Regions from separate parts of the Mus musculus genome. Here region 2 is linked to region 1. A link is a loop called in an ENCODE intact Hi-C map of the cell type or tissue named here. Cell type or tissue: gastrocnemius. All regions are shown on one strand. Links, peaks and the distances in the headings refer to the core of each region. The heading gives the core; the rest is flanking DNA. Region 1 has its middle 32 kb from the start of Gm46155. Region 2 has its middle 31 kb from the start of Ccdc93.

What was found. Hi-C counts contacts between places; a loop is a spot of excess contacts. Peaks named below come from ENCODE experiments on the same cell type or tissue, not always from the same donor. Only the 100,000 strongest peaks of a DNase experiment are listed, where the experiment ranks them.
Region 2: it touches region 1 in a loop (2.9-fold over the local background); 13 of 42 quality-filtered maps call a loop at or near these places.

What each region holds. Positions count from the first base shown.
Region 1 is chr1:121,177,743-121,183,123 of GRCm38, reverse strand. No RefSeq gene overlaps it. Among named protein-coding and RNA genes, the nearest start is that of Gm46155, 32 kb to the right of the region's middle. In gastrocnemius, for the core only: a CTCF peak has its summit at 2,608 (motif pointing right); DNase peaks (open chromatin) are centred at 2,621, 3,264 and 4,990; H3K4me3 peaks cover 2,367 bases; H3K27ac peaks cover 1,477 bases.
Region 2 is chr1:121,397,422-121,402,802 of GRCm38, reverse strand. No RefSeq gene overlaps it. Among named protein-coding and RNA genes, the nearest start is that of Ccdc93, 31 kb to the left of the region's middle. In gastrocnemius, for the core only: a CTCF peak has its summit at 2,337; DNase peaks (open chromatin) are centred at 2,356 and 3,666.

The sequences.
Region 1 (5,381 bases), core at 149-5,148:
TTACCTTACTGAATTTTTGTAAATACACAAAACTCTTTCCGTGTCCTTTGTCTGGTTTTTATTTCGGTCTGATTGTCATGTGACCCTATTACACATGTTGTTGTATGAAACAAATGATTAAGTCAGGTTTTACTACTTTCCCCACACATATTTTGGCTACCTTCAACACATTGTTCTTGTAAGTGATTAGAATTATTTTGTTAAATTCCTTCCTAACCTATGTGTTCTGCTCCCAGCATATTGGTTCACAAGTACACACACACACACACACACACACACACACACACACACACACACACTTAATTTGATGACTGAAATCTACCCAACATTGACTTTTTGTGCATGTGTGTGTCTACATACACATACACCTATACATATGCATGTTCATGTGTAGGAGTGTAGGTGTTTGTGCACAGTAGCACATGTGTGTAGGCTGAAGGATACATTTGATGTGGATCCTCTTCCATCTGGTCTGAGGCAAACTCCCTTGTTGTTCACTGCTCTATCCATTAGGCTAACTGGCTTATGAGCTCCTGAGAAACCTCCTGTTTCCATGCCCTATCTCCCCATACAAGTGGTCTGATTACAGATACATGCTACGGTGTCTGGGGTGGGGGAATCAGACCTCAGGTTCCTCACACTTAGGCAGCAAATCCTTTATTCACTAAATCACCTTCCCAGCCCAGCCTTGTCTTTTTTTTTAAGTGTTCTTCTCCATCCTTTGCGTCCTGGTCTTGAATATGCTTCAAGAAACTATGTATGTAGTCTTCATCGAAGCTTTCTTCAAAACCTTCTTGCATTGGCAGTAAAGATTTTTGAGATTACGCTGATGACAAAATAATTATTGGTCTCTCTTGTTGGGGTTGTCTTCATGTCATGCAAGTAGTCACCTGCCCTGTCTGGACAGATGCCTTCAGCATGATTCTTCTGGAGAGGCCCCTGCTAAGTCAGGCGTAGATACTGCCGTGTGCTGCGTAGCCCACCCATGGCTGTCTGCAGGGCTATTTTAACTTCACAGGTCTGGCATGCACTGGGACTTGGATGGTTCTCGTAAATAATGAATGACTAATGGAGAAAATGATTGCACTGAGATAGCCCAATTATAGCACCCATCTTTCTGTGCACAGCTTTGCTGACAAAAACATTTGGAGCCCCGTCAAGACTGCAGCAAAGTGTTAGTTTTTTCACTCCTCTTAGAGTGTGTTTTGTGTGTGTGTGTGTGTGTGTTCACAGACAAACATGCACATTGTGTGCAGGTACATGTATGTGTGACTGCATATGGGAGGTAGAGGACAGCTAGGGTGCGGGTCCTTGAGATCACAAGCATGCTGCTGTGACTGAAATTTTTAAAAATGTAGAATCTCAGGGTGAATCATGGAGTCTTTATCTTTGCGTAGCTTTCAATACTTTATTTGTGGCACAGTCTTCCCATCCCCATGTTTCCACAGAGTCTTTAAATGGCAGTACAGAGTACATTTATTCCTTGGATGAAAGAACTTTCTGGAAGGAAGACGTAGGCTATATATGCCTATGTGTTTTGGTTGAATACATTTTTTCCCTCCCTTGAAACTCTATCTCATGTAGTTCCTGGATGGCCTGGAATTAGCTATGCACAGGAATGACCTTGAGCTATGCACAGGAATGACCTTGAGCTATGCACAGGAATGACCTTGAGCGACCCTCCTGCCTCCACCTCCCCAGTGCTGGAGTTTCGGTTCATGCAGTGCTGAGGACAGAGCCCAGAACATAGTGCAAACTAGATGAGGGCCAACCCAGCCACATGCTCTGTGCCACCCATTCGATTTTTAAAATGAGCTTGGCTTGAGGGTCTAAGTATCAACTTCCATCTTTGTGGTAATTCTCACCAGAAGAATTGCCTCTTTTCACACTGCTAACTTGTTTCATTTTGTTGGCCCTTTGAAGACAGGGTCTCACTATGTAGACCAGGCTAGCCTTGACCTCACTATGCCTGTGTTAAAGTCTTGAGCCACCAAAGTGGCTTGAACTGATAACTTTTTTTAAAAATTTTTGAACTGCTAATTTTGGAGACCCAAGAGCTGTACCAACAAGTTTAATATCATGAAGTCCGTATTGCAGAATGGATTGAAATCTATGAAAAACCAGATGTATGTGAACCTAGCCGACTTCACCAAAGAGCTTGAATACAACATGTCATTGTGATTAATTGTGGGCAATGGGGGTCTTATGAACCCAAGAAGGAAAGGCGTTTGTTTCTCTGCTGCTACAGTTATAGGCTCCATTTTGTTTGCAAGCATTCCCCGGAGGACTGCGCATGTGGGATAGCGGAGTCTACTACACGCATCCTTTACTGAAGTCCAACCATATACCAGGCAGAGACGGTTCAGTAAACTATCATGTAAAGATGCAGCTTTCATTTCAGAGAGCTCTTTCAAAGACAAGATAAAGGAAAAAAAAACTGGTTTCCTAGTTTAAAGCATCTTTATAAAAACCAGGCTGTAGGGAATCTGCCAGGAGTTTTCAGAGAAGCAGAGGGACGCTCCGCCTACAGATACCAACCGGACACAATTGTGAATAAAAGAATTCTTTTATGGAACCAGTCGGGTGTTTTTGTCCTCCAAGCTACCAGAAGGTGGCGCGAATTCACCGTTGAAACTGCAAAGAAGCAGCAGCAGCGAGGCTTTCTTTTCTTGCGCCTGGCCCTGTGAGCCTAGTAAAACAGAGAGAAAGAAAACAACCTCCCCCCCCCCACACACACACCCCAAAAAAAGAAAGAAAGAAAAAAACCCACCCAAGCCCGTTCTCTATTTAAAAATAAACGAATGGCCCGAAAAGGTTCGTCTTTGTAAAAAATAAATCATTCTCAGGTTGCAATCGTCCACGTTTTTATAGCGCGCCTCTTCTGATGAGAGTCAAAGAGCCGAAGAAGCGCTGGATAAAGATTTGTGGAGGACAATTTCCAGGATTTTGTGTAAGAAACTTAAGCAGCCGCTTCGTGTGTTCAAGAACCACCATATTCAGAAATGGCTAATGTTGACGGTTCTAATAAACATCAAAAAATAAAGAAGTTGTAAGGCACACATTGCGTTTTATTTTGAAAATACTCATGATATTTAGGTATTTGGACGTCTTTAGAACATCTAGGACCAGACGCTGTGGAGCTTTCTTCTGTATTTTCCAAAAGAAAATTAAATGTTAATAGAGAGAGCGAGGGATGTGACAGTGAGCTCATAGACACAAAAGGAGAGACCCCACCCCAACCCCCCAAGCCACCACCGTTAATGCCAACCAGAATAACAAAATCTGCTTCCTTGGTCCGGTGAGGGTAGCCCCTGAATCAAGCTCTGCCTGAAGTAGCTGGTCAGATGCCTGTGTTAGTGGACATTTTCCCCAACATTCTCGAATATTTTAGGGACTGGATAGTCATCAAGAAGAAAGGGTTTTTTTTTTTTTTTAATTAAAAAAATTTAATTAAAGGTCCGACTAACTAAAGCACAGTAAAAAACAAAACTCAAACACCCAAAACCAACCAAACAAAAAGCATTTTTTACATTCTAGTTGAAAGCCGTGGTTTAAAGCTAAAAGGTCTGTTTAAAAAAAAAACAAAAACAAAATGATAATATCTTTTAAAAAATACTCCCAAAGCTTCTTATAAATAAAGCAAACCAAAGATCCCAAGGATGTTTTCAAATTAGAATTTCTAAGGAAATTCCAACTAAGAAAGTGACCTCAGGCTTAGCCCTCATATTCCAACCTGAAGATTGAACTAAATCTTAACAAATGTTACTAAATACAATGTATTCTTCTTACAAACTAAAACCTATCTTCTAAAAAATTAATTTACTTTCTGCGTTGATGGGATCCTTTTTCATTTGACTTCTCGCCATGCCTTGTAATTAGTCTTCCTTGATCTGTTTCTCCTAAGGAAAGAAAATGTATAGAAAGAGGGGAAAATGAAATAAAAAACAAGCTTGTAAGTTGTAGTTAAAATATTTTGCTTCATCACGCCTGGTGGGAAGAGAACCAAGAACACTGAAGTCTGGCTGAAAGAACCACACTCCAGTTCCTCTCAATTCCGAACCTCAAGTTTATTTCTTAAAATCTTGGGGGCTTGGTTATGAAGCCGATGGACTTGGCACGGAAGAGAGTGGATTGTAATTCATTTGAGAGAGGAATCCGGGGTGGGAATGGAAGGGGGGGGGGCTTTGCTGGAAGGATGGGTGGGTTTTCTTCAGCAACTTTTTCTTGGCCGGTTTCATGGAGTGCCCTGGAGTTTAAACCGAGTTTCTAGTCTCACCTGGAAAAGTTACCCGCTTCATGGCACCGGCTTTGTCTGACGATCCTGGATAGATCGTGCTCACAGCACCCGTAGGGAAACAAAATTCGCCTATTTACCACCTCTTTCTCTCTGTCCGAGTCCAAACAAGGTTTGGGGATCTCGGCTCTCAGGGAGATAAAAGAGTTTTATTTTAAGTGGGACACACGTCAAAGTTAAACGTTGTTACTTTCTTACTTTGCAGCTATGCTGCAGGGTGGGTCTTCATTTCCTATTTCATTATCTTTCTTTCTTTCTTTCTTTCTTTCTTTCTTTCTTTCTTTCTTTCTTTCTTTCTTTCTAAACTTTCGTCTTTAACATTTTTTTTTTTGGTCTTTTTTCCTCCTTCGATTCCTCCAAAAGAAAAGGGAAAAAAATATTTTTTTTTAAACTCGGCTTTGCTTTTATTGCCCATGACTCCCCAAAGAACAGATTTCACTTCTGTTCCCCTGTGCATTATCTGGGCAATCCCGGGCCTCGGCCACTACTCGGGTTTGATTTTATTTGGGGACCTTTGAGAAATGTTTTGGCAGCAGTGAGTGTGCGCGCAGAGCCCGGGAGCCTTGCAAACCTAAAAGAGGCAATTGTGTCCACAGACTGGGAGCCAGGATCCTCGAGCTCCAGGTTCCAGGGACGCCCGGCAGCACCCCTTGCCCGCGTACCGCGCAGTTCTAACACGAGACGCGTCCCCGCAGGGCTGCCGGCTTTAGGGAAAGGGACAGAAAGAGACGAAAATGCCACCTCGGCAGAGCTCATTCGGGTTTTCTTTTGCAATCCAAGGCTCCGGCTGGGGCTGGGTGGCTCGCGGAGAAAAGCAGGGCCCTAGAACTCCGCGGCCTTTGTCGTTGCCACTCTTCAGGCTTCGTGGTCCCCTCCCCTGGTGCCCGCCCCTGGACGCGCCTTCTCCTTCCCGCGCAGACGGCAGGGGAAATTGAACCCCAACTCCATCTTCCATTTTGCAGCCCCTTTAGAGGGACTCTGAGGGGGGAGGACACAGAGAAAACGTGAAAAGACAGGCTGTTATTTATGACTGGCGAGTTGTACTGTGGCACCAGATGGTGGGACTTTCAGGCTAGGCCACCGCACC
Region 2 (5,381 bases), core at 60-5,059, 220 kb before region 1:
GATGGAATTTAGTCTTCAGACCTCTTGGCACATTCAGTGGCCATGTTAATGGGATGCTTCCCAAACCAGTTTCTCTGTTTGTGTCAACAAGGGCTCTTTGTCTCAAGGACCAGAAACCTAGTTTTAGTTTAAGGATTACAATGGGCTGGGAAGGTGGCTCAGTCGGTATGGTGTTTGCCTTGCAAGCATAAGGACCTGAGCTCTATCCCTAGAACCAGTGTGAGATAATTGGGTGCCATGCCTCATGCTTGTGGTCTTGTTGGTTGAGAGGGGAAAGCAAGTTTGCTCACTGTCCAATTAGCCTAGCCTACTTGGTAAATTCCAGATTAGTGAGACATCCTGCCTCAAAGAAGAACAGAAGCAAAAGCAAGGTTGTCCAGTGTTCTCCACAAGCATGCATGCCCTTGTGCCCCCGCCCCGTGTGTACTTGCATAAGCACAAGCACACACTCAAAGGAGAAAAAAAATCAAAACAAGGGGGACATTATTACCTCATTTATTGGAACTGAAGACACTACCAGATGCCCCAAACTTCTCACTCAGGGTGTGCTCTCCTGTGCATCTCTGTCTGTTTCCTTCCACATTTATCTTATTCTCAGACAGTTCCTATCTACCAGGTGATTACTTCGGTGAGCCTTTAGCAATGCCATGTCTTACTATTCTGGAGGAAGAAGGTGCCTGGTCTCCTGCAGAGTGTTTATCATTTCCTTACTGTATTCATCTGTCTATCTGGCCCACAAGCTTACGAGGAATCTACTGTTTCTATCGATGGGATTACACATGGCTATGTGACCATGCCTGGCTTTATGTGAGTTCTGAGTGTCTGAAGTCCTTATGCTTGTGAAGCAAGCTGTTACCACTCTGCCATCTATCCTGCCTTGTCAGTCCTATTTATGCTTGCTTGTTTGTTGGAGCATGAACCCTAGGCCTGCTTTTGGAACAACGGTCCTATATTTTTATTTTGCATCATGGAACCCACCCTACATCAGTCACTTACTCTACTGCTGTCCTGTATCCCAGTTTGTTAGAAGAGCATCATGATAGCTTCTCTATCATTAGGTATTGGCATGATACGCTGTGCTCGGCCCTCTGACATCACTTTTCTAGGTTGTGTGAGTAAGCACAGAGTAAGTCTACAAATGACTTGAACCATTCAATCTTAAATTCCCTTCTGTCATAACTTCATGTGTGAACTAGTTCACCTGTACTTTTCCTGCTTCTGAGAGTGTGTATGTGCATGTGTACTGATAGTTGTGTGTGTGTGTGTGTGTGTGTGTATGCAGATGTTAGAGAGCAATTTTGAGTGGTGCTACCCATCTTGAGTTCTAAAACTTAGTCACTCATTGACCTGGTACTTGCCAAGTAGCTTATGCTGGCGAACCAAGAATCCATCTGCCTCTGTTTCCCCAGAACCGGGATTATAAGCATATGTCTCATTGGCTGGCTTTTAAAAATGTGGATTTTAGGCATGAGGATTAGGTTTGCGGCAAACACTCTTAATCTTTCCAGCCCCTGGTTGCTTTTTTGTTTATTTGGATTTTTGTTGTTGTTGTTGTTTGTTTTTGAGGCAGTGTCTCCTATAACTCAGGCTGGCTTAGAACACCCTATGCAGCTGGAACGTGCTAGAACTCCTGATCCTTATTCCTCTGCCTCTCAAGTGCTAGGATCACAGATCATAATGCTTGGCTTATGTGGTGCTGAGGGCTTTGTGCATGCTAGGTAAGCACTCTACAAACTGAGGCACATCTCCAGTTCACAAGATGACTACAAAATACAGGAGGATATATACAGGCTATACACAAACACTATACATGATTTTACACAAATGATTGGAGCATCTCAGGTGAAGGAAAGAGGGACAGTGACCTAGGACCAAACTCCCATCGCAGAGGGATGGACTACTTGTATTTCAGTCTCATTTTGTTGCTGGGTTCATTCAATTTACTATTCAGAACTTGTCATTGAAACTAGCAGGAACTAGGCTGGCACAGGGGATTAAGGCAGTTGGTGCTAAGCTTAACAACTGGAATTGGATCCTTGGGGCTCATAGTGAAAGGGGACAAGCGATTTCTTCAAGTTGTTATCTGACTTCCATGAAAAATATATTGTGGAACACACACGCACACTCACACTCATGCAAATGAATACATACAAAAATAAATAAATATTTAAAAAATTAAGAAATGACCAAAATGTCTTATTTATTCAGAAACAACACAAGAAAAAAAATCAAGAAAAACATTTTCAAGAGAACACTGTTGATCGCAATTAAAACTCTCCCAAAAGCAAGAGGTAAGGGAGGGGAGAGGGAGACAGGAAGACATATTCTACTTCTGAACAACAGATGGCGACGGAGCTAAGCAAATGGAAGACATTGTTCCATGTTAGTGAAATCCTGTCAAGTGTGTGGAAGAAGCCAAGCTATAAACAACATATGGGAAACAATGAATATTTTAATTAGGTGTTAATAACCGAATATTGAATCCTTGTCTTTCTACCTAATTCACAACAGTGTTATGATGGCTAATTAATAAGTGATTGTAAAGGAAATGATTCATTATTTGCTGCAATAATTAGACCAGTTGACATGCTTCTAATCGTGAAATGATTTTTAAAAGTAAATGGATACAGAGCAAGTTAGTTTTCTGTAGTTACAGGAACCCCACAGTGCCTGTTTGAGGTGATTTTTATTGCCACTTTACATCGTTTGGGTACCAGCAACGATTCGTTGCATCATTTCCTTCTCGAGATAGAATCAGGTGTGAGTATTGTCTTAACAGATAGCCTGTCACATACACTTGAAATTATGTATATAAGAGGAAACAAGAAAGCCTGCTTTCATGGGGGAACTTTTTGGAAAGATATCAACCATTGAGCAAATCAAAACAAAACCCTAGCCCAGAAGAGAGAGAGAGAAAAAAAATCCTCTCTCCAGAGTCCCCCATCTCTAGCGTCTGATTCTCATATATAAAAATAAAACTAAAAAGCAAGTATATAATCCCAAACTCCTCCCCCTCATTCCAGATTTCAATCCTCTTTGAAGTGCCTCATGTCCTCAGGACATAATGAAATGCCTTGCACTGGAAGGAAGCCACACAGATACATTTCAAGACCCCTCCCTTCTCTCTGCTAGTGGCAGAGCTAATGCAGTTTACTTATTAGATGAGTCGCCATGGATACTGATAGACTCAAGCCAAGTCTACCCCACTGAGGGGAATTGGAGAGTTGAGGCAATTAGCCTCATAATTTAAATAAACAAAGTTCCCCTCGTTTTTGTTTCGGTTACCTGATTTTTTTTTTCAAATGAATGTCTAATTTTAGTTTTGAATTATTAGAGGTGGTTCTCGCCTCGGGTCTCTTGTTAAATTAGCTGGCAGAGATCTGGATTCCTCTACCCCAAGCGAATGAGCTTCCTGAGCCTCCTGCTTTATCATTCCCAAGCCTTCCTAGCCGGCATTTTGGGAAACAATGTGAATAACTGCAATCCGGGATGAACAGACTCTGCAAGACCATGCAGATCTAGAAACGGTTGCTTGGAGAGACAAGATCCTTTAATCTGACGAAGACATTCATAAACCCATGTCCTTCCTGACCCTCTGGTCTCCAGCCTGTTGTGCTCAGACCACATGTTTCTACCCTGGTCTTAGGCCAAGCCACAGACTACAGAGACACTTCCAACTGGGGATTTTAGGGCTGGTCTTGGCTGCTTCTTGCAATCCCATTTTTCTTCCCAGGCCGTGTCCCACCCTTGCCAGTATGGACGCCTTCATCGGGCTTTCTGCTGAGACAGAGGAGTCTAAAACACAGCTATCACTCCCAAGTAACAAGGCTTCACATGTAAGTCACTACCCACATCCGTCATCTCCATTATTTAGTACTCCTTGTCCTCATCCTGGATGGGACTAGCTACAGCAGGAGTCCTGATGAGTGTGAACTGTGTTGTTTTGCTTTGTGCATACGTATGTGTGTGTGTGTGTGCACGCATAAATGTGCATGTTGAAAAACATACGAGCGCCTCCTTTGTTGTTCGTGAGATGATATTCCCCTTGTTATTCTGAGGCAGGGGTTCTGCTCTGGAGCTGCTCTGGAGTTATCCAAGTAGGCAGGGATCTGCTGGTCTTTGCCTCCCCAGGGCTGGGATCACAAGTGCACACAACCTTCCATGCTTGTATTTTGTTTGTTTGTTTGTTTGTTTGTTTTGCATCCTTTGTTTCTTTGTGCTGTTTTATTTTGTCTGTTTTGTTTTGCATGGGTTCTGGGGTTCTAACTCAGGTCCTGCTGCTTGTAAGGCAAGCCCTTTAGTGGAATCAATCATCACACTGGGGCTTCCATGTTGCTCCTGCTGTGCATTGGCATGAGAGTCTCTCCTTCACTCTCGCCACTCCCTAACACAGAGCTTGCTCAGGGTGACTCAGCATTGAGAGTTTTCTGGCCATTCATCACTGACAACCTATATCCTTCGTCTTTTTCCTTTTCTCTCTTCTATTTAAGATTTTAAATTTTATATAGTGCGAGGATAGGTGAGGTATGTTTGCCTGTGTGGGATGGTCCAAGGACAACTTGTAGACGTTGGTTCTCACCTTGGGCTTTGCAACAAATGCTTATTCACTGAGCTTTCACTGGCTTCTTCTCATCCTAGCTTTTTAGATTCTCCTCCTGGAAGGAGAGGCTGTGATGTAGGCAGAGGCTGTATCCCTTAGGACTGGACGGTGTGGTGTCCAATAGTGGTAGGGCTCTAGCTAGAAGTCGATCTTGGCATCTTATTGGCATGAATTTGACTCACCCTTAACTTTCATATTTCTTACCCTTCCTGAACTTCATTTTTTTTTTTTTTTTTTGGTTAGGTACTAGATTGATATGTCTGGAAGAGGCAGAGTAGTTATTGGAAATAACTTACACAGGGTACCTCATAAGAGCTTTACTAAGATAGTTTTTATATATTACTTATTAGATTTAATATTTATATAATCATCTTAAATATTTATTTTTATTTTATGTATGTGATGTTTTGCCTGAATATACGTCTATGCATCACATTCATACAGTGTCCTCAGAGACTAGAAGAGGGCATCGGGCACCCTGAAACTGGAGTTGCAGTTCCTGTTAGCCACATGTGCATACTGGCATTTGAATCCAAACTCTCTAGAGGAGCAGCCAGTGTTCTTAATCACGGATACATCTCTCCAGCCTGAATGTTTATATTTTGATATAATAAGAGCTGACAGTCAAGTATAGAACTGTCTGTATGCAATAAGAATGTGGGTATTCTAGTCTATTACTTTGTTCCTTATTTTCCTTTCTCTGCTCTAGCAAGGCTTTACATTTCAGTACTCTATTTGTGTGTGCATAAATGTGTTACTCGCAGGGACACATGTGTGCATA